Regions from separate parts of the Mus musculus genome. Here region 1 is linked to region 2. Evidence: chromatin loops called from intact Hi-C (ENCODE). Cell type or tissue: left cerebral cortex. All regions are shown on one strand. Each heading gives the region's core, and the rest is flanking DNA. Links, peaks and the distances in the headings are about the cores only. Region 1 has its middle 67 kb from the start of Gm34822. Region 2 overlaps Xylt1 (xylosyltransferase 1).

Region 1 (10,461 bases), core at 737-8,736, 250 kb after region 2:
TCTCTCTCTCTCTCTCTCTGTCAGCCCCCTCCCTTCATCCATCCCTCTATCCCTCCTTTATTTTCTAGAGCTTCATCTACACTAAGTGTGTTGGTTACTTTGTTACTTTGCCTGTTGCTGGGAGAAAAAATGTCTATAAAAGCAATGTAAATCAGGAAGGACTTGTTTTGGCGTCAGGCATATGAGTCAGCTGAACATGTTGCATCCCCAGCCTGGGGAGAGAGAGAGAGCAGTGAGTGCTGGTACCAAGTCCCTTTCCCCTTCCTGCCCAGTCTAGGATCTGCCCATAGAATAGAGCTGCCCACATTCAAGAGGTGTCTTCCTATCTCAATTAACTTAATCCGGATAATCCCTCACAGGCATGCCAAGAGATTTGTTTCCACAGTGATTCTAAGTCTCATCAACAGTCAAAATTAACCATTTTACAAACAAATGTCCTACCACTGGACTTTCCAGGGATTCTGAAGTGAGGTAACAAACCCAAATGGAAAGGCATAGTCAGAGAAACACATCCCAGGACGGAAAATATGTAACCAAGGGAGCGAAGAGACAGAGCAGATGATCGATGGTGACATAGTGGCAACTCACGGGGAGGCACATGTGCAAAGTCTGTAAAAGCTCTGGAGGCTGTGACAGCGAGAGAGACTCCAGGAACATTCTCCAATGTCGCAAAGCCAGGTAACACTCAAGTTAACAAGAGGCAAGGTGGAAGCTAAAGACCCGGATTACTGTCTTCATTATGTTCTTGTCTGGTGTGCTAATCCTGTGAATTTGAACAAACACAGTTCTCTGTAACAAAACAACTGAAAACAGTCACACAACACGCAAAAGGAAACAGTTAACTTGTGTGGTGAGTTGACATTTCCAACCAGGCAGTAGTTGGAGCAGTTTGAACGTGTTTTTTGAGAGTGTTTATCTACAGGAACACCAAAACAGTGCATTTGCTTCCTGCTCTAAATATAGCAGTATCCTCTTTCCCTCTCGACATGTTTTTCAAGACAAAATATTTTGTCTGTAAAGATACGCTGAAGCTGCTGGTTGGGGGGTTTCTTTTGGTTTCAAAAGCTTGGAAGCAGTGTCTATAAGGGGCTGGATGTGGGAGTCAATCAAGATAGGGGTCAGCAGGGCTGTGAAACAGACCTAAAAATCTCACTCTTCTTTAACAGCAGAAGTTTGTTTCTTGTTCAAGGTTTGTCCCAGCCTTTGGTAGAGAAAGTAAAGGGAGCTGGATGAATGTTAATTACCCCAGGACAAGCTGACATTGCTACGATCTCACTCCAGTGAGACAGGCAAGATTGCTGGCATGTCAGAGAATGAAAGCTCTGTAGGGAAAAGCAACAGATGTCACTCTCTCCCAATGCGGTGGCCAGAGCTATGTAACTGTGAAAGACCAGGATGAGAATCCCAGCAGCAGCACAATAGTAGAGAATGAGAAATGACTGCTCTGAAAGACCTTCATTCCATGGACAGAGGCAAGCAGATGCCCCAGTGACCAGGTCTTGTGGACAACAGAGAACTTCCAAGTAGAGGAGAGTCTGAGAAAAAACTTACTTCCAGTTCCCTAAAGACTAGGAGGAAAACTGAGGTCAAGTAGGGCCAATACAGGGAAGAGCAGCTTGGAAAGAAGGAGTCTGTAGAAACTGGGTTCTTCTGCATTGCCAAGGACACACTTTGAAATTTGTGTATTTTTGTGCAATTCCTAAGTCCAAAGTCAGAGGTGAGAGAAGCCTCACTTTCTATAGTTTATGGCTATAAGCTGACATCATGTGCTCAATTTCCCTTCAACTCTGAATCTCCATCACAGGAGCTAGCATGAAGTTTCACCTCTGCTACCTTGATGGCTACAGAGGAAATAGATTCTCATATTGCAACAGGCATCAAAGAGTTTCTGCCCAAACATCAACCCACTGGTGTGCTGCTAGTTTTTATGGAAACTTGATACAGCTAGGGTCACCTAGAAAGAATGAATCTTAATTGGGAAAATGCCTCCAAATGACTGGCCTTTAGACCAGGCTATATGGCATTTTCTGTTTTGGTGATTGATGTAGAGAGCCCAGCTTACAGTGGGTAGTACCACCTACAGCAAGGGACTGGTGACCCTGGGTGCTATGAGAAGGCAGGCAGAGCAAGCCAGTAAGCAGCCCTCCACGGTCTCTGCTTTAGCTCCTGCCTCCAGGTTCCTGTCATGACTTCTCTTGGTGACGGACATGCTGTGGAACTGTAATAAATGGATTCATGGTGTTTTCTCACAGCAACATAAACCCTCAGACAGCTGGGTGCCATAAAGCATCCTTGATTTCTGTTTGCTTGGGGCATCTCCCATTCTTGCAGATCTTCCATTTCCACATCATACATGACCCTGGAAATACCTGGCAGTTGGAAGGCACCTAGGCCCCTTGGGGCACCACCAGCACCCCTGAGGCTTGCCACCCCCTCCCCAGAACGCCATAGAAGCATTCTCTGGATCTCCATAGCCTCCTGTCCTGTCCAGTCTCAAGGACTCTGTCCTATTCCTTTGCAGTTCACTCACTGCCCATCTCTCCCTGGGAGGAGTATCAGGGATGTCTTATAAAAGAGAGGTGACTCGGGAGCAAGCCATGAGCATTCTGAGAGGAACGAATGCACTTTAGGACAGAGACAGAGAAGGACAAAGACCTGGAAGTAGTAGTGAGCCTCAGACAGAGTGGAGGAATGGGTAGAAGATGAGAATGAATTTGTAGCTGGGCAAGAAAACATAATACTGATGATAATGACTAAGAATTATTTACTACATCCTAGGACAGTTCTAATTCCTCACAACAGCTTTATAGGGTATCATGGTGGTCTCCACAGATGAGGAAACTGAGTCAGAATAGTGTTATGGTTTGTATATGCTTTGCCCAGGGAGTGGCACTATTAGAGGGTGTGGCCCTGTTGGAGTAGGTGTGGCCTTGTTGGAATAGGTGTGTCACTGTGGGTGTGGGCTTTTTCCTAGCTGCCCGAAAGCCAGTAATTCTGCTAGCAGCCTTCAGATGAAGAGGCTCACCTGCTCTCAGCTCCACCTGCACCATGCCTGCCTGGATGCTGCCATACTCACACCTTGATGATAATGGACTGAACCTCTGAACCTTTAAGACAGCCCCAATTAAATGTTGTCCTTTATAAGACTTGCTTTCATCATGGTGTCTGTTCACAGCAGTAAAATACTCTGACATGGTACTTATTTAATTTAGACCTGATCAGTGCTGAGCCTTGTGCTATGTACTTTCCAGCCTAACTCTCACGGCCTTTACAATTGCAACGTGCAGGACCTTATAATAATATACTATCATTAAAACTCTGTCAAAGGAACCCCAAATCCCAGTTCTTGTGCAGTCACATACAACCAGTTCATACAACAGCTTTGATAGGAGGCTCCGAAGGGAAGGTTGGGTTTTAGGAGCATCACTCCCACAAAACCGCATCTTTAAAACTCAGTCTTCATTACTCTGCTTAGATTCCCAAAGGAGGTATTTGACTGGCACTCAAAGAGAAGCATTCAATTTGAAGAGGAAAAACACAGACAAAGAAACACATAGTTACACAGAATTGGAACAACCAACCCCGCAATTAGATTCAAGTTCCTTTACATCTAAGACAAGGAAGGCTCCGCTAGCACCATTTACATGAGATGCAATTCGGCCGGATCTCAAGCCTGCAGTACCATCTGCTCCCTTTGTGTAAAGCATTGTGATTTTGTGCAAGCAAAAAGTATAAACAGACCCCAGAACGGTCCATTAATAAGAGAAAGCAACAAGCGAAGGGAAATTTCATCCGCTTCCCAGCTTCTGGTCTACTCGGCAGCATTGAGCAAAAGAGGTTTTGATGATGAGTAGAGATGATGTTTGGAAATTGCCACCCCTGCCATCACTTTTCAAACGGACTGTTTTTCTGGACAGTAGAACTGATTGGCTTGTGTTTCTGGCTCAATGGTGCCACTCTTGTTACGTTTTGGCTACTGGGACTGGGTTTGGTTTGACCAGCTAAGACCCCAACAGTTCATGCTATTAACAGTTCCCAAGTGAAACTGGACTGCGTCCCTCCCATCTGTTGCTAGTTGGTTTTTCTGTTATTGCCTATGATATCATTTTTGTTACTGCTGCTGGTTTGGCATGACCTAGTTCCATTCCCTCCACCATGTGCCGCTTATACCATGGAGCAGCTTAAAGAACTTGATTGATGGACGGGATGAGGGTGAGTCAGCAGAGCTGCTCTTCAGCACCCGTACCAGGGCCTATCTTCTGCCCCTTCTCATCATTACATGGGCTCTTCTGAGCAGTGAGGACAAGAGGGAAATCTCCAGCGCCCCAGTGACCTCTCAGTCTAAGTGCCTGTGAGCTCTGAGGCCTGTGATGCTAGACTGGTCCATATATTCAATGGCTTGAGTTTTGACGAGAAGAAAAGACATCTGTGGTTGGCTGAATGGTACTGGGCGTGAGGAAAGCAAGCAGCCTTGAGCACCCGGGTGTTGGTCTGAATGCAAGGCTGGGCAGTGAAGCACTCTTCACTGCAGCAAAGGGGCACAGCAGCAACACCCAGAAGGGATTGTGACATCTATACAAAGCAAAACAAGGTGCACCGTGTGCTCACTGCACAGTCAGGGACTCAACAATGTCTTGAAAGACATCAGCATAAGTACAGAGGACAGCCACCTAACAGTGATTGCAGGGGGTCCATTTCAAAAGAAAAGGCTTGAGTGAGATTTGAGTGAGGTTTGAGTAGCCCACGTGAAGAACTTCTGAAACGCATGGGTATCAGTGAGGAGAAGACCCAACTCATGATCCTAAATCACCTGCATACTTATTTCAAGGAGCATTGCTTATACCAGCAGGCTAAGCCAGTAGGCATGGGAGGCTAGCCTTACCTGAAGTGACTTCATTAACTTGAGGGTTATTAGTGTCAGATAAAAGAAACTGACTTGGAAAAATAAGATGTGGACAAAAAAAATAAATAAATTGCGCTTCATATTTCACTACCTTGTCAAAAGCTAACTCTACCGAGGTGGTTTGAGTTTTCATAACCTTCTATTTCAGTGTTGGTTACAACAAAAATTGTCTCGTGTCCAAGAGGGATAGTGCGAATTCACTCACATGTGTTTGCCAATGCAGTGCGGGAAAGTTATGTGCTCCAAGAATAGAGTTCTCAGCCCAGCTTTGATAGGAAGATCTGGGAATGTTCTCCAAGACTCATCACAAAGCTGTCCAGGCAAAACGAAGCAGACTCTGAATCATCCAGCCCGCTTTTAGCATCAACGAGCTATTCCTAGCCAGGGTCCTCTGCATTCTGGGTCTAACAGAGAGAGCCCTGTGGCCGATAATCTTCATCTGGGCCACATCTGGAGCCTCTAAATTCCCAGCCTGTCCTGGAGTAGGAGAGGACTCTCTATCAGACAGACTTGGAACAGTCTAAGCATGCTTCGCTTTTGACAGCTCCGATGTAATATACAAAGGGTTGATATTAACAGGATGAGAAAACCATCCAGATGCCAACTGGTGGGTGGACCATAAGTTCTCAGCCCCCTGGAAGCATTAAATTAAGGGTGGGAGGCTGAACTTTGGAAAGCTAGCCAAGGCACCATCGTGGGAAGCTGGATTTGGAAATCAGTTAAGGGAAAGGTAGGATGGGTACCACACCATGGATCTCTGCCAGCCAGGTCTTTGCTGTACCAGGGATAGAGGGGGGTTTGGCTAATATAGTTATGTTGGTATCATGCAGCATATGGGTGTCTTCATCTCTGCTTTCTCATGGAGGAAACTTGTAGAGAGAAAAGAGAGACCTAGACTTAGCAGGCAAAATAATAATAATTGTTGTTTACAAGAAGGCTTAAGAATGGGGGAGCATGCATGACATACTGGTTGACTCAATTGACCTAACTCCTCTCCAGGGCCTCTTTCCCAGTGTCTGATTACTATCTTTTAAAATTGGATAACACACCAAGAGGAACTGCTGTGTGGAGGAGAGGAAATGATCATGCCACCTGAAGATGAGCTCTTAACTGGGTCAATGGGTCTTGAGTAAGAAGGTTTACACAGAAAGGCTGGAGGCATCATGGCTATTGTAACGAATCCATGGGTGCTTCAGGATTCCACAATGCCTCCAGTTGACTCTGAGCAAAGTCTTGAACTGGCTTTGTACACAGTCGCTCTGCTCTGGATCATAGGATTTGAAGCCACAACTGCATCTGATAGGACCAGGGATATACTGATCCCCCTTTGATGGAACTGTGAGGATAAAGAGCAGCTGAGGTAGCCCTATGGGCTGCTGTACCAGACAGTGCTGGTCCCATCAATTGGTGATGCTTTGGAATACCCTCCCCTCAGGATGGAAGTTGGGCTGGCTGAGCAAGCAAGTGGCCAATAGCTCTCACTTGGTTGAATCTCTGGGAACCATCCTTAGCAAAAGACAGATGCCTCACCTGAGACCATACTCAGCAAGTGGTACCCATGTTCAATGTCAGGGCATAAAGACCTGACCCTTGAGGATCAGAGCACCTTGTGGTGTCAACTAAGATTAGTACTGAGATTGCAGCAGGCTTCCCTGCTCACTCCTTTCATGTACACATTTACGTAGTACAGATCCTGTTAGGTCTCTGAGGGACCATCCAGGAAACTAAAGGCAATCCTAGGTCTTTCCTCTAAGGATGGATGACTTGACTAGAGATACAAGGTGTGAGGGAGAAGCACAAGGAACAGAAAGCTGCAGAAGGCAATAGGTTCCATGTGAACATACCGAAGTCACAAGGTTGGGGAAAGAACTGTCAATGGAGGCTGGAAAGTCTGCATCTAAGAAATAGATGAGGGTGCATTGCTCACTCCCAAGGGGGAATCTCTAGTGCTCTTATCTCTTAAAGTTTAAATTGTGGTCAATATATGTACTAAACACCAACTTTTAATTTTTTCTGTTGTGTGTACGGTGTGTGCCATGATGTATGTGGAGGCAGGAAGGCAACTTATGGAATCCATTCTCTCCTTCCTTTCCATGGGTTCTGCAGATGGAACTTAGGACATCAGACTTGTGCAGCAAGAGCCTTTCCCAAAGCCGTGCCATCTCTTCCCCAAGTATTTATTGTTTTAGCCAGTCTTTAAATTTAGTGTTTGATCAACATCTTTCTGGGGTACACTGTGACATCTTTGCACACATGTATCATGTGAGCAGCAACATGGGGGGGGGGGGAGTTAGCTCATCTACCATTCCAAATGTCTATCATTTCTCTGTGGTGGGAGCATTCTAGTCACTTGGTATTGAAAGGCACAACATGGCAGGACATCTTCAGCCTCTGTTACAACACAGAGCTCACTCCCATTACTTGGCCATATCTTCTGCAATCACCCATCTCTCCCCATCCTCCCCTCCCTAATCTTATTCCATCCCAGCCATCTCTTCCCCAGCCTCCTCTCCCTCAGCCTTCTCTCCCCCAGCATCCTCTATCCCCAGTGTCCTCTCTCCCAAGCCTCTTCGGCCTCAGCCTCCTCTGCCCCAGCCTCCTCTCCCTCAGCTTCCTCTACCCCCAGCCTCCTCTGCCCCAGTGTCCTCTCTTGCAGGCTCCTCTCAGCCTCTGCTCCCTAATCTTAGGATCCCACAGAGAGGTGAATTTACAGCTTGTGTTTTATTCTATTTCACTCAACATTCTAACTTGTAGTCTATCTATGTTACTTCAAATGACAAATTTAATTATTTTATAGCTGAATAGCACTCGATTTGTATGTGTGCATGTGTGTGTGTATGTGTGTGTGTGTGTGTGTGTGTGTGAGAGAGAGAGAGAGAGAGAGAGAGAGAGAGAGAGATTTTCTTTACTCATTTGTCCATAGGTGGACTCTTGAGCCATCTCAACCATTTCATTCTTTTATTTTTCATTTTATATGATATTTATGTACATGTATGTATGAACACAGGTGCATACATGCTATATTACATGTTGGGGGATGAGAAAACAGTTTGTGAGAGTCGGTTCTCTCCTTTCACCGTGGGTTCCAGGGACTGAACTCAAGTCGTCAGGTTCCCGTGCCTTTGCCTGCTGAGCCACCTCACTGGCCCCATCTTAATGAGTTCTCACTGAACATCTCTCTTAGTGCTTTTAGTGTCCCTTTGTGTTGCTTCAAATTTCATTTATTATTATGTGTATATGGTGTGTGTGCATGGGCCATAACATGCATGTGGAGGTCAGAGGACACCTTTGGGAATTGATCCTCACCAGTCCATTTTCCTTACTTGATAAATTATAACCCACCCACGTATGAGATCTTTGGCAAGAACTTGCTTCTGAAAACCCTCACCCAAGGCATGGAAGTAAGAGCAGAGAAACTGAAGTAGGCAGATCTGAGTTCCAATCTCTACTCAGCAACTTCCTGGTGATGTACCATCAGGCAGATGATCACACCCACACCCAGTGAGTTTTATCTGTAACGTGAGACTGAGGTGGACAGGACAGTATACTAACTATGAAACGTGAGCAAAGAAGTCAGAACGTGTGTGCAGAATGGGACATCAGTTACCTCATCTGTGAAGGTGGGCAACAGTTGCATCTCCCTCATGACATTATATGAGGATGCAAGGGTGTTCCTAACACAGGATATTATAACTGTGACACTGGGGACTGTGTCATCTGTAAAGTGCTCGCTTTGCAAACACAAAGACGTGATTTGGCTTCCCAGCACCAACCACATAAAAAGTCAGGAATGGTATACTGGCATGGGGCTGCAATCCCAGCCTGGGCACACATGCACACATGCAAACAGAGAAAGACAGAGACAGAGAGATACAAACAGAGAGACAGACAGACAGAGACAGAGAAATAGAGAGAGACAGAGAGACATAGATAGATAGACAGAGAGACAAATTGAGAGAGAGACAGACAGACAGAGACAGAGAGACAAAGGCAGAAAGACAGAGAAACACAGAGACAGGAAACACAAAGACAAAGAGACAGAGAGACAGAGACAAAGAGACAGACAGAGATAGACAGAAATAGAGAGACAGAGAGAAAGAGAGAGTAGGAGAAAGAATTTTAAAGAGCTATAATTTTAGTTAAAATAGAAGTCGTGTTAAAACACTGTGTGGGTTTTTCTAATTATTTCTTTAATGCCAAGGAATAAAGCCAAGACTTGAATCTACATGGCTCAGAGCATCTTCCTCTATATTTATCTTTCCCTCTTTTTCTCTACCATCTCCTCTACAAGCCCCATCTCCTCTCAACCCAAGACAGCTGTGCCCTCCAATCTGGCATATCCCTGTGCCCTGGGGATTCACACTGTGTGCTGGCTGACTCAGGCATGTGGGCTTTGGGGTGCTAAGTGTGGAGAAAAGCAGCTTGAAGAGCCACCTGCTGAGGGTGCTCAACCCCAGGCTACTCATTCCTGGGCTGTGGCCCCTGCCTTTGAGTTTGCTGTTCATATATGGAAAGCACAGAACTGGAGAGGCCACCAAGCCTTCCAATTCAAGTGCCTTAGGTGTGCCTACCCTGGGGCATGTTGGCACCAAAGACAGTGCCCTGAGCTTGTGGTCTTATTGCCATCTGATGTAATTTCTTCCACTCACTGAGTTACTGATTCCTGACAGGGAGAAGTGCACAGGAAATGAGCTCTATCTACAGAAACTGGGAGTCAGTGGAGGCTCCAACAGCCCTGCTGTGTGCGATAGTGCATGCTCTTGTCTTCTATGGTCCTTAGAACTTTATCTATACAAAAAGATTCCCCCCTCTCCCTCTCTCTCTCCCTCTCCCTCTCCCTCTCCCTCTCCCTCTCCCTCTCCCTCTCCCTCTCCCTCTCCCTCTCCCTCATTCCTTCCCTTTCTTTTTTAGTTGTTGTTGTTGTTGTTTGTTTGTTTTGTTTTGATTTTTGTCTTTGTTCTTAGAAACAGAGTTTCTCTGTGTGACAGCCTTGACTGTCCTGGAACTCGTTGCATAGACCAGGCTAGCCTCAAACTCATAGAGATCTGCCTACCTGTCTTAGAACATGAATCTAAAGACAGTCACCCATCTTTTTCTCTTGACTTGCTATGAAGTTGTGGAGATACCAGAGGCCCAACTTTTATTGAGAACATCACATGAGCAAGAAAATAACTTATTTTAATTAGATAAAATAGGCCTTGGGTTTTGCTGGCAGAGAATGGCCAGTTTCTAATGATGATAACACACTTCAATAAATATTTCTTCATGATATGAGATTAGATTATTAAGGTGTTGCAAATTTTGATTGGGATACATTTTGAGTGTTTTTCTTTGAGGTAGCTACACTTACTCGTTCTTACTACTATGTATCAGATAGCATGGATTCTATGAATGATCTTAGCCAATCCTCCAGAAATTCGGTCTTTCACTTCTTTATTGACTCAATAAATTTACTGGCTAGTTGATTGGTTGGTTGGCTTGTTAGTTGGATGGTTACTTGACTGATTAAGTGAATAGCTTGTTAGTTACTTAGTTAATTGGTTGGTTGATTGATCACT
Region 2 (10,220 bases), core at 1-8,000:
TATTCACAATTGCACACACACAAACATACACACAGAGATAAAGAAAACACTTAAGAATAATACATACATCTTTAAAGAATGTCTTGTTGAATCAATAAATGTCTGGACCACTGAAGATGATCCATAAGTATGTGTCAGTAAGTAAGTGTGCCATGCCTTGCACACATGAGACCGTCATGTGAATTCAGTGAGCTGATGCCCAGTGTGCACCGCGGCTCTGGTTCACAGTAAGTAGATGCCTGGTTGGCGACTCTTCTAAACACATCGGTGTTCCCTTTGGCTTTCAGAGGAGGCTTTGAAGCTGCACAATGGGCCACCTCGCAGTGCCTACATGGAGCAGAGTTTCCAGAGCCTGAACCCAGTCCTCAGCCTGCACATCAATCCTGCCCAAGTCGAACAGGCCCGGAAGAATGCAGCCTTCACCGGGACAGCGCTAGAAGCCTGGCTGGACTCGCTGGTGGGTGGGACTTGGACTGCCATGGACATCTGCACCACAGGCCCCACCGCCTGCCCAGTCATGCAGACCTGCAGCCAAACAGCCTGGAGTTCCTTCAGCCCTGATCCCAAGTCAGAGCTGGGTGCAGTCAAACCTGACGGACGGCTCAGGTAGCACTGGCCACAGGGGACCGATGCAGCCTCAACCCTGGCCCCTGATCTTATATGAGGGAGGGGGAATTCCTTTTGTATAAGGACCTCGGCCGACTGTAGGACAGTGGAGAGAGAGGGTTTGGAGGCCAGAGAGAAGTCAGCCTGTATTTGTGAAGCTGGTCTCTGGGCTAGGTGACCCAGTCCCGGAGCTACAGTGGTCTCCCTCTACCAGTTGTCGCTCAGTCCTGCAGGCTCCTGTTCTCCCCCTCCGATGGCCTGCACCCCTACAAGTGAGTTTTAAACTTTTATTTTGAGCGGCAGAACTTTGTTGACTCGGCACGGTCGGGGTGGAAGTGCAAGACCAAGATGAAGTCCAGGCTGCTCTGGTTGAAGCTGAGGTTGTGTGAGGTTCCTTCTCAAAACTCAGCCCTCCAGGTAGTCCTTTGCCAAGGGCATCTCTAAGGTACCTCTTCTGAACCCAAGGGCTCTGTTTAAGCCAGTTTGACAAGCACTGCCCTGACCCAGGGTGGGATCGCCATCCCAGCCCTTCCATTTATCTCTTAGTTTCTGTGGCTGGGAAACCCTGTGCCCGTGCTAAAAGTATCGAGCTGCTAGAAGCCCTGCTCCCGGCCTTCCCAGGGAGGCGGAGACAGGGGAGGCTTCCAAGGTTCCTGTTGCCACTCTGTAAGCTGTTTTCTCTGAAAACCAGAGGTTCAGGATAGCCTTTCGATGTGAAGCAGCCAAGGTCCCCAGACATGTGACTGCCAACTTGCCATCTGTCCTGATCAGCCTCTTCCAAGGCTGTCACAAATGGTAACAGGAACAGGGTAAAGCATTACAGAGCCTGAGCTTCAATTCTCCTTCGTGCCCCTGGGCTAGGAGACAGCTACTGTGGCCTCTTCGGTACTTGAAAGTGGGAGCGGTGCCGAACCGGGGCTCTGAATCTCAAAGGGGATTATGTGGACCCAGGCTTCTGACCTGGACAGCTGCACAGTAACACCCCTTATATTCTGAGGTCAGGCGCCCCAGACCTTTGTGAACTGTGCCCTTGGTGCTGTTGGCTGTGACCAAACTGCATGGATCAGACTTCTCCCACGCAGGAACAAACATTTCAGATTGGGTCCTTAATTTCATATCCTTCCTCGCCAGGGTGCCCACAGGCTCAGCCTGGCCATACCACAGGAGAATAAAGTTAAGTTTCAACAGTGGGAAGGTAGTTCAGAAAATAGTGTTATTCATATTGCTTGAGTTACCAGAAACCCAAGGGTCTTCTTGCCATGTGTATTCAAGGGGCACTGAGGAAGAGCACCCCTTCCTCCTGGAGTCTCCCAAATGAGAGTTCTCTAGGAAAAGTTTCATCCATTCTTGTGTCTCTCCCAGCATGGATAAGGTACTGAAGTCCACCTTGATGTGTCGACTGCACAGCCCTTTCCCCATCTAACATGGCGGGCATAGAGAAGGGACCCTTGATATTTATTATTTATATGTTTTAGTCAATGACTAATTAGTAGGTGCTGTTTTTGCAGCTTGTCAATTATGTTATCTTACTAACTGAAATTGCCTTTATTCACAAAAGGCTCCCCCACCCCTCCCTTTCCCTGGTCTGCCTGCCTTTCTCCCTCATCCTCTCTCTATCTGTCTCTCAGTGTCCACCCTACATCCTGCACAGTTTCAACCAGTGCTCCCACTCTCAGGAAGTAGACCCATTTGGATGGCTGGAACCTCCTCTTTGCTTACCCAGGATGCTGGTCTCACCTGTCCCTCTATATTCAAAAGTGTTACAATGCCTGAGTTCTCTCTTTACCCTGACCGCTGACCTATGGACGAGGATGCGATGGGCTCATGGCTTGGGGTCGGAGAAGTGTGCCAAGTCTAGAACTATAGATCTACCCAGTTTAACCATGAGCACAAGCTATCACTAGCAGAGGAAGACAGGCTCCTTCCAAGAATGATTGATCTTAGGAGGAGGAATGGGGGTCAGACCCAAAGGAGAGCTCAGGAGGTAGCTACTGTCTGTGCTGGTGGGGGAGCCTTCAGTGTCTTCCTCTAAAAACCCACAGGATTTACATTGCTTTTACTAACCCATGGGAACTGTGAGCCCAGTGCCCCATTCTCTCAATACCCCGAGCCTTTGCCTTGGTCAAAGCTTCTCTGGGACTATGGAACCTCTTTGAGTTCCCCCTTGACCTCTCTTGTTTTAAAGATTTGTGTATTCTGTCCTGGAAGGTCCCTGGGATCCACAGACTCTGAGACAGGGTCTGTCTAGACCCAGTGACACTCAATGACATTTTTCATACTGGAATGCACTTGGAAATGGCAGAGCCTACTTCCTCTGAAGACACTCCTCTCCCTCTTTATTCACCACAAGTAATTTGAGGATATTTGTTTCCTCTGGTTTTTGACCCAGAGAATAATTTTTCTTTTAGTAAAAACAAACAAACAAAAACAAAAAAATGGAGAATTTAAAAGAAGTTCAGCATAATTTAAGAAAATATGTTTTCCTATGGAAAATGGCATAACTCCTTATTTCTTGGTGTTCTCCTGCCTGAAAACCATGTATTTGTTGGAGGCTATTGGTGAAACAACAGCCTTGGGAGGTGGCTGCCCAAGAGTTTTGAAAACACAGAACCATCATCTCCGGGAACCTTAAAGTCTGCAGCCTGCAGAAGCAAGAAGCCTGGGTTTAACGCTGACCAGGTCCCTTATGGGAAGAAGTATTTGAGATGGCACCTCTCCATGCCATTTGGTAACTATGGCTCCCAAAGCCAACTTCCCAGGCTGTGCAGGCTGTGTAAGTCTCTGAGAGGGAAGGGAGCAACTCCCAGTGCCCCTTGGCTTTAACAATGAAGTTCTTTTTCTGTTCCCCAGGTGACTTTCTGGTGGAGATCAGGGGCCTCCTGGTTTCATTTCTCATTATTGGTTTAACTTTTTAAACTGAGATTAAGTTTAGAGGGTATGAACACAGCCACACAAACACACACACAGGCACTCATACACACACACGCACAAGCACATGTGCAAACACCCCTAAGGGGTTTGTTGCTACTTTGGATGTAGTCTGGGTATTTACAGAGCATAACCCCTTCTGGTTGTCTAGTTTTCCGATAGATAAGAGGATGTTCATTGAAACTGTAACCTCTCTCCCAAGACACTCCATAACAGAGAAGAGCAATCAATGGCCACAAAGTGTAGAGTATGAAGAAGAAACCATTTACCACCGAGTTCATGAGGGTTCGGATCAGCAGTTCCTGAGAGCATTGAGAATAGGCTTGAAACCAGTGTCAACCTTGTGAGCTTGAGCATGCAGAGAAGGCTTGCCAGACCAGAGAAACTCTACCGCGGGGGCCATAAAAGCATAATGAGGTCCGGGACACAAGCATAGATGGGTAAAACCACAGGTGAAAGACAAAAGGGAGTGGTGGGGAGTGTGGTCTTACTGGCACGCACATGAATCCTCTGGTAATAAAGGCAGCTGTGGCTCAGCTCCCAGCTTATTACAGCAAGCAAGAAAGCAAAACTCATTGCAGTGGACTCTTTAAGCTAATAAGGGAAGCCAAATATATCCAGCTCCTGTTTGTTTTTGTTTGTTTGTTTATTGTTTTTGTTTGTTTTGTTTAATAGGAAATCTAGTTGTTCAATATTGGCTACTATTATTTTAATTTTATTTATTTATTTTTAAAGATGCGGGCAGAAAAGTAGCTTCATGGTTGTGCTTAGGCAAAATCCTCTTTCTGGAAAGGTGGGTTGAAATGAGGGAAAGAATTTAGGGGTAAGGAGTCATGGAAAGCCAGAGTTAAGAGTGCAAAAAGAACAGCTCACATTAAACTATAAGACTCCAGGTTTCTGCTTAGTAGTTCCCTCCTGAGAAAACCTGTCTTCTGCAGGAGGGCTGGCTCATTCACTTCCCTGGCCTGTGCTGACGAGGAAAGAGTGTGACCTGGGGTCTGAGGTTTGAATCTGCTCAGGCCTCCACCTTCGGGCATTCCATCAAACCAAGCCGAGATGGCAATGGTGCCATCCTTAAGATGAGGCTGGGGAGTACTAGGTCCCACTCCAGAGTCCGCATGCTGCCACTGTGCTGGAAGGTTCTTCAGAAACCACAAGGGGCTGTGCTAGCTTAAGTAGTCTTCTTTGCTTCTGCCTCAGTTACCTTACTTTGCCCAAGGGTCAACCCAGGCACTACCTCAATGTCTGCTGAGAAGTTTACCTGGGGGTGGGGCGGAATGAAGGTGTTACCCATGCTGAAGCTGAATGTACAATCTATGCAAATCCCTCTCTCTCTCTCCCTCTCTCTCTCTCTCTCTCCCTCTCTCTTTCCCCCTCCGTCCCTCTCCCTCAGTCTGACTCCCTCTTTTTCTTTCCCTTTTACTTACAAGCGTGTGTGTGTGTGTGTGTGTGTGTGTGTGTGTGTGTGTGTGTGTTATTTTTTTAACCTTATGAACAAGGACCTCTTAAGACCGAGGAGGGTTGTCACCCACCACCTGTGTATGTCCCTCCTGTTGTCTTTGGTTCTGTTCTTGCCAAGCCCCCACACTGGGAGAAAGTGGCCTCTCTCCTCCCCTCACTTGGCTAGGAATATTCTCACAGCTTCAGCCTGCAGACATCACCAGGAAGCAGGCACCCCATCTCACCTCCCCCATCACAGCACCGTCTTCTCCTTTCTGCATTTTTCTCCTACCTCCCACCTTCATCCCCACCCCTCTAAAAAGCCTTAGGTTTCTCCGTTTTGAAATGTGGCCTTAAAATTATTTTTGGAAAGCTGGCATCCTCCCCCTCTAATTTCCCCCACCATCACAGAAGAGAGAACATCTTGAAGCCTGGGTGTGTGGCGGCCTCCTGAGCAAAGGGACTGCCAATCTGTAGTCTGCAGATGCACTAGGAATGACTTAAATGTCATCTTTAAGAAAAAATGTTCTCATATTTTTTCCTATGGGCAAAATGAAGTCTTGGCTGCTCGCGCAGTTCTGAGCACTCTCCGTGTTGCCGTGGCACTGGCTGGCACCACCAGCAGATGTTCACTACAGCTTCAGTCTCCCCTTCCCTCGGGACCCAGTGACTTTAGGTACTTCATTTAAGGATGAATCAGGAGTGTTTCTCCGTGTATCGCTTCATCTTTCTTGCCTGGAAAGTGACAGCATGGAGTATTCCCAGTGGATAGGTCACGTTCTTGAAGGGGTGGTCCACTCTGTCCTTCAGACTCCACCTAGAATCCCCTTCCATCACTCCAGTGCTGATGGAAGCCAAAGACAACCCCAGGGTTTTCATAGGAAGTTCGCTGGTATTGGGCATAATTGTCTTTATCCATCGATCTTTACTTTTAAAGGAAAAAAGAGAGAGGCTCCTCATGTCATCTGTAGCATTTGTCTTGATGTTTGTTTTTAGAGGCCTGGAGATAAGTCATTACTGCCTCCTTCTTTGTTTTCAAAGATATGTGGTGATATAGTTTTTAAAAATAACTATTTTGTTATAGATCATAATATGCATAAAACTGTACAGAAATATTTTGTAATGTATTGATTTTAAAAAAGAGAGAATCTGTAAATAAAAGTTTAAAAAAATAAGAGAGAGTTCACATGGCACACACTGAAAGATGTAGATATTTTGCTATTTATTTAAAGGAGTAAGTATTTTAAGAGATATTAAACTATCTGAAATTGACCAATAATGAAAGTTCTAATCATCTGAAGACTTGCCATCCAGTCCCGTTCTCGCAGACAACTGTGTTACCGCCCATATCTGCCTCTTTCCTGTCTTTTGATTTTAGCAGAAAACAACAACAAAATTGTGCCTTAGCTGTATTTCTGTCTAGGGGAATTTGTTTCTGTCCAACAAAGCAACTTTTTTTTTTTTTTTGCAGAAAACAGTGGATTATTAAATACTGTATTATACCAAAAACACCACAGGTGTACATAGACGCTTTCTGCCATACTGTGTTTTCAGATGCAGAATTTTAAAATAAAAAAAAAATGTCTCTATGAAATCTCATTTTATGGTTACTTTTTAGCAATTTCAACACCTTCACATACCCTTCCCTTCTCTTCCACACCCTGTGCCATCTCAGCTGGAGTAATCTTGAAAGTTGACACTAACTGGAAGGATCCTGAGGCCATAGACAGGAGTTGGGACATGAGGGCACACCTCCCTTAAGGGCTACTGTTATCTCCCCAGAAGATAATTATAGCACCCTCTGGAAGAGTTTCCTCTAGCTAGAGCAAAAGAATATAATTTTCAATATAAGTTTAAACACCTCTTTGCAGAGAAAAGGGGTGAGAGGCTGTCCTGTAAAATAGAAGTTTTTAATATCTGCCTAGAATCTAGGTCCTAGATGGACATGGAGCAAGCCTGGCATCTTGCCCACTTCAGCACACAACTGGTCTACATTCCCTAGATGGCCTTTACACTTCCCTGTGACTACATGGCCAACTGTCAATCAATGAGATGCTGACATCAATGAAATGGGCTTATGATAGGTCTAACCCTGTCCCATCTGACCTCCCAGGAGCCCCAGTGGCTCCACCATTCACTGTTCAGCTCAGATGCTTTGAACTAGTGTTTTTTTAGGAGATATCACAGCAATATTAAAGAGGGCAGAGCCACAACACAGAAGGAGCCTAGACCCTGGATGGACATGAAATTTCACTTGGCCTAAGTCACCTCTCTTGACAATGACAGGAAAAGAAACCTGTGGGGGTAGGGTAGGGGGTATATGTACGTGTTCATGTGGGTATACATGGAGGAAAGCATAGATCAGAAATTGACATTAGATGTCTTCATCGATTGCTTTCCACAGTTTTTGAGGCAGGATCTCTCATGGAACCTAGAGTTCAGTGATTCAGCTCAGATGGTTGATCAACAAGATTCACAGATAGATCCATCTAGACTTCCATCAGCCCCTGAAACATTTTAATGCAATTTGCTTGTAGCAGCTAATAGTATCTCAAATCCATCAAGCACTAGAAAACCAAGTCATAGCTTCTTCATTCTATAGGCAAAGCTATAGAGAGATACATGGCTGAAGCCATTCATAATCATGTCCAGAAACATGAGCAAGTCCCAGAGACCAGACCATCCACTTTTATGATGCTCATATGAAGTTTCTGAAAGCCATGGCCAAAGGCTGGGAATGCCTATCTGGATGTGTTGTGGCGATCCCTCCGACTCAGCCTTTGGAGTCTTTACAGGCAAAGAATAGCATGAGATTCAAATGTTAGCAGCAAGAACAAAACCTGCTGGCAGTTTTCTCATTAAACAGGCACTGGGTAAACCCAGAGAGAGCTGCACCAGCATCAGCCTCCCTGACCTGGACTTGGGAAAGAGGGTGGGCAACTGCACACTGCTGAAGACGAATGGACACAGCATGATGCATTTGCCAAGCGTTTTCCACTTTTTCTTGATGCCAACTTCATCCAGGGGTAACTTCTCAAAAATAGGCCTAGTAGCAAAGAAAGAGCAAAGTTCCAACATCTCTGTAAGAGCAAGGGTCATGGGCGCCTTGGTTGTTTAGTCGGCTGTTTCTGGTATTTAAGCACAGGGGGTCCATAAAATAGACACTTTGTGACAATTTCATGAATGAACAAGCAAGTGAGCCCATTTTTCTTAATTAATACTACAGACATGAGGTCATTTGTCCAAAATACTATGTTGACATTCATCATTTGATTGATGATACTTGTCAAAACATGGGTTAATAGAAAGTAAACCTTCATTTTCACCTCTAATAATGAGGTTTCTTAGAACATGGCATTGAAGGCTGCTTGGAATTTCTTTCATACCTCATTTATTTGAGCAGAGGTTCCTTCAAATTCAGGAATGTGGTAAATACCCCATCCCTCCTGGGACATAGAGAATAGCAGGACTTTATTTAAATCTATCTCACTAATAGTTGAAAAGGCCTTTCTCTCTCTCTCTCTCTCTCTCTCTCTCTCTCCCTTCCTTCCTTCCTTCCTTTCTTTGTTTCCCTTTCTGTTCTTTGACAGTGTTGTTTGTTCACATATGGACGTAATCAGTTTGGTTCGGGTCCTTTCCACCACTCCCATCGCCCTCTATAGTCCTCTTTCCTCTCCCAACTTGTTTTCTCACACTGATGTCTCTTGTTAGTGGCCTGCTGAGTTCATTTCTGGTTGTTTGCATGAGCATAAGTGGAGTTTTATTTACTGGAACCATTTCTTAAATAAAAGTGAATGTCTATTAAAGCCCCAACATATAGGAGAGACTTAAATATCAGACTTGGAAGAATGCCCCAATTGGAACTGGAGCATAAAGTTCTGCCTTAGCAGCCAACCCTTTGGTATTCCCAGGTGTTAACAGGTAAAAATCCTGGTGAACTCAGTGCTTTACCACACCCATACTTCCAGTGGGAGGAGCCATGGCTCCTGTAGAGCTCTGTGACCTTTTTCTGAGGGCTCTATATATCTGTTGTGTCTGTGTGTCTATGTCTGTATCTAAGTGTGTCTGTATGTTTCTGTGTGTCTATGTCTGTATCTAACTGTGTCTGTATGTGTCTGTGTGTCTGTGTATGGTCTGTGTTTGTATGTCTGTGTGTGTCTATGTCTCTCTCTGATGTGTGTGTCTGTGTTTCTGTGTGCCTGTTTGTCTGTGTCTATATTTCTGTGTCTCTGTGTGTCTGTGTTTCTTTGTGTGTCTGTGTCTGTACATGTCTGGGTTTCTGAATCTATGTGTCTGTGTCTATATGTCTGTATATGTGTGTCTGTGTCATCTCAGAGAGAGAAGGTGATGACAAACCAATGGAATGATTCTATCCAATTCAGTTTGGTAAAGCAATGAGTTAACTAGGGATGGCTCCAGGATCAGGAGTGAGCATCTACGTATAGAATCGTGGATGAGGATGAGTCCCTCAGAGTATGGATGAGGGGTTACTCATGGGAATGGGAATGCATCTGGCCTTTTTACATTGGTTGGAGGAACAGACTCAGTAGTCAGGCATTCATAGTATCATTGGTAAATTTGCTCCTCAACTAGACACACCTGAGAAGAGTGAATCTCAATTGAGGTATTGCCTCCACCAAATTGGCATGTGGACATATGGGCATGTGGTGACAGCATTTTCTTGATTTTGTTAATTGGTATAGGAGGGCCCAGACCACTGTGGGCAGGACCATCTCTAGACATATGGGCCTAAGTTGTATAAGAGAGCTAGCTATGAAAGTCAGAAGGACTGCCGGGCGTGGTGGTGCACGCCTTTATTCCCAGCACTTTGGAAGCAGAGGCAGGTGGGTCTCTGATTTCGAGGCCAGCCTGGTCTACAAAGTGAGTTCCAGGACAGCCAAGGCTACACAGAGAAACCCTGGCTCAGAAAGAAAGAAAGAAAGAAAGAAAGAAAGAAAGAAAGAAAGAAAGAAAGAAAGAAAGGAAGGAAGGAAGGAAGGAAGGAAGGAAGGAAGGAAGGAAGGAAGAAAGAAAGAAAGAAAGAAAGAAAGAAAGAAAGAAAGAAAGAAAGAAAGAAAGAAAGAAAGAAAGAAAGAAAGAAAGAAAGAAAGAAAGTCAGAAGGAACAAATGAGTAAGCAAAATTCCTCCATGGTCTCTGCTCCATCTCCTGCTCTGACTTCATTCCATGATGGGCTATGGCCTACTAGCCAAAGCAAACCTATTCCTTCCCAAGTTGCTTTTGGTC

Evidence for each region. Hi-C counts contacts between places; a loop is a spot of excess contacts. Peaks named below come from ENCODE experiments on the same cell type or tissue, not always from the same donor. Only the 100,000 strongest peaks of a DNase experiment are listed, where the experiment ranks them.
Region 1: a loop joins it to region 2, with 24 times the contacts of the local background. A loop is called at or near these places in 2 of 42 quality-filtered maps.

What each region holds. Positions count from the first base shown.
Region 1 is chr7:117,913,158-117,923,618 of GRCm38, forward strand. No RefSeq gene overlaps it. Among named protein-coding and RNA genes, the nearest start is that of Gm34822, 67 kb to the left of the region's middle. In left cerebral cortex, for the core only: no CTCF peak of the experiment used is centred there; DNase peaks (open chromatin) are centred at 3,657, 5,233 and 8,543; H3K27ac peaks cover 2,469 bases.
Region 2 is chr7:117,667,013-117,677,232 of GRCm38, forward strand. It overlaps Xylt1 (xylosyltransferase 1), which reads left to right. Exons shown (of 12, transcript NM_175645.3): 12 at 288-618. The coding sequence ends at 610. Among named protein-coding and RNA genes, the nearest start is that of Gm34762, 87 kb to the right of the region's middle. In left cerebral cortex, for the core only: no CTCF peak of the experiment used is centred there; DNase peaks (open chromatin) are centred at 1,345, 4,733 and 5,320; H3K27ac peaks cover 1,309 bases.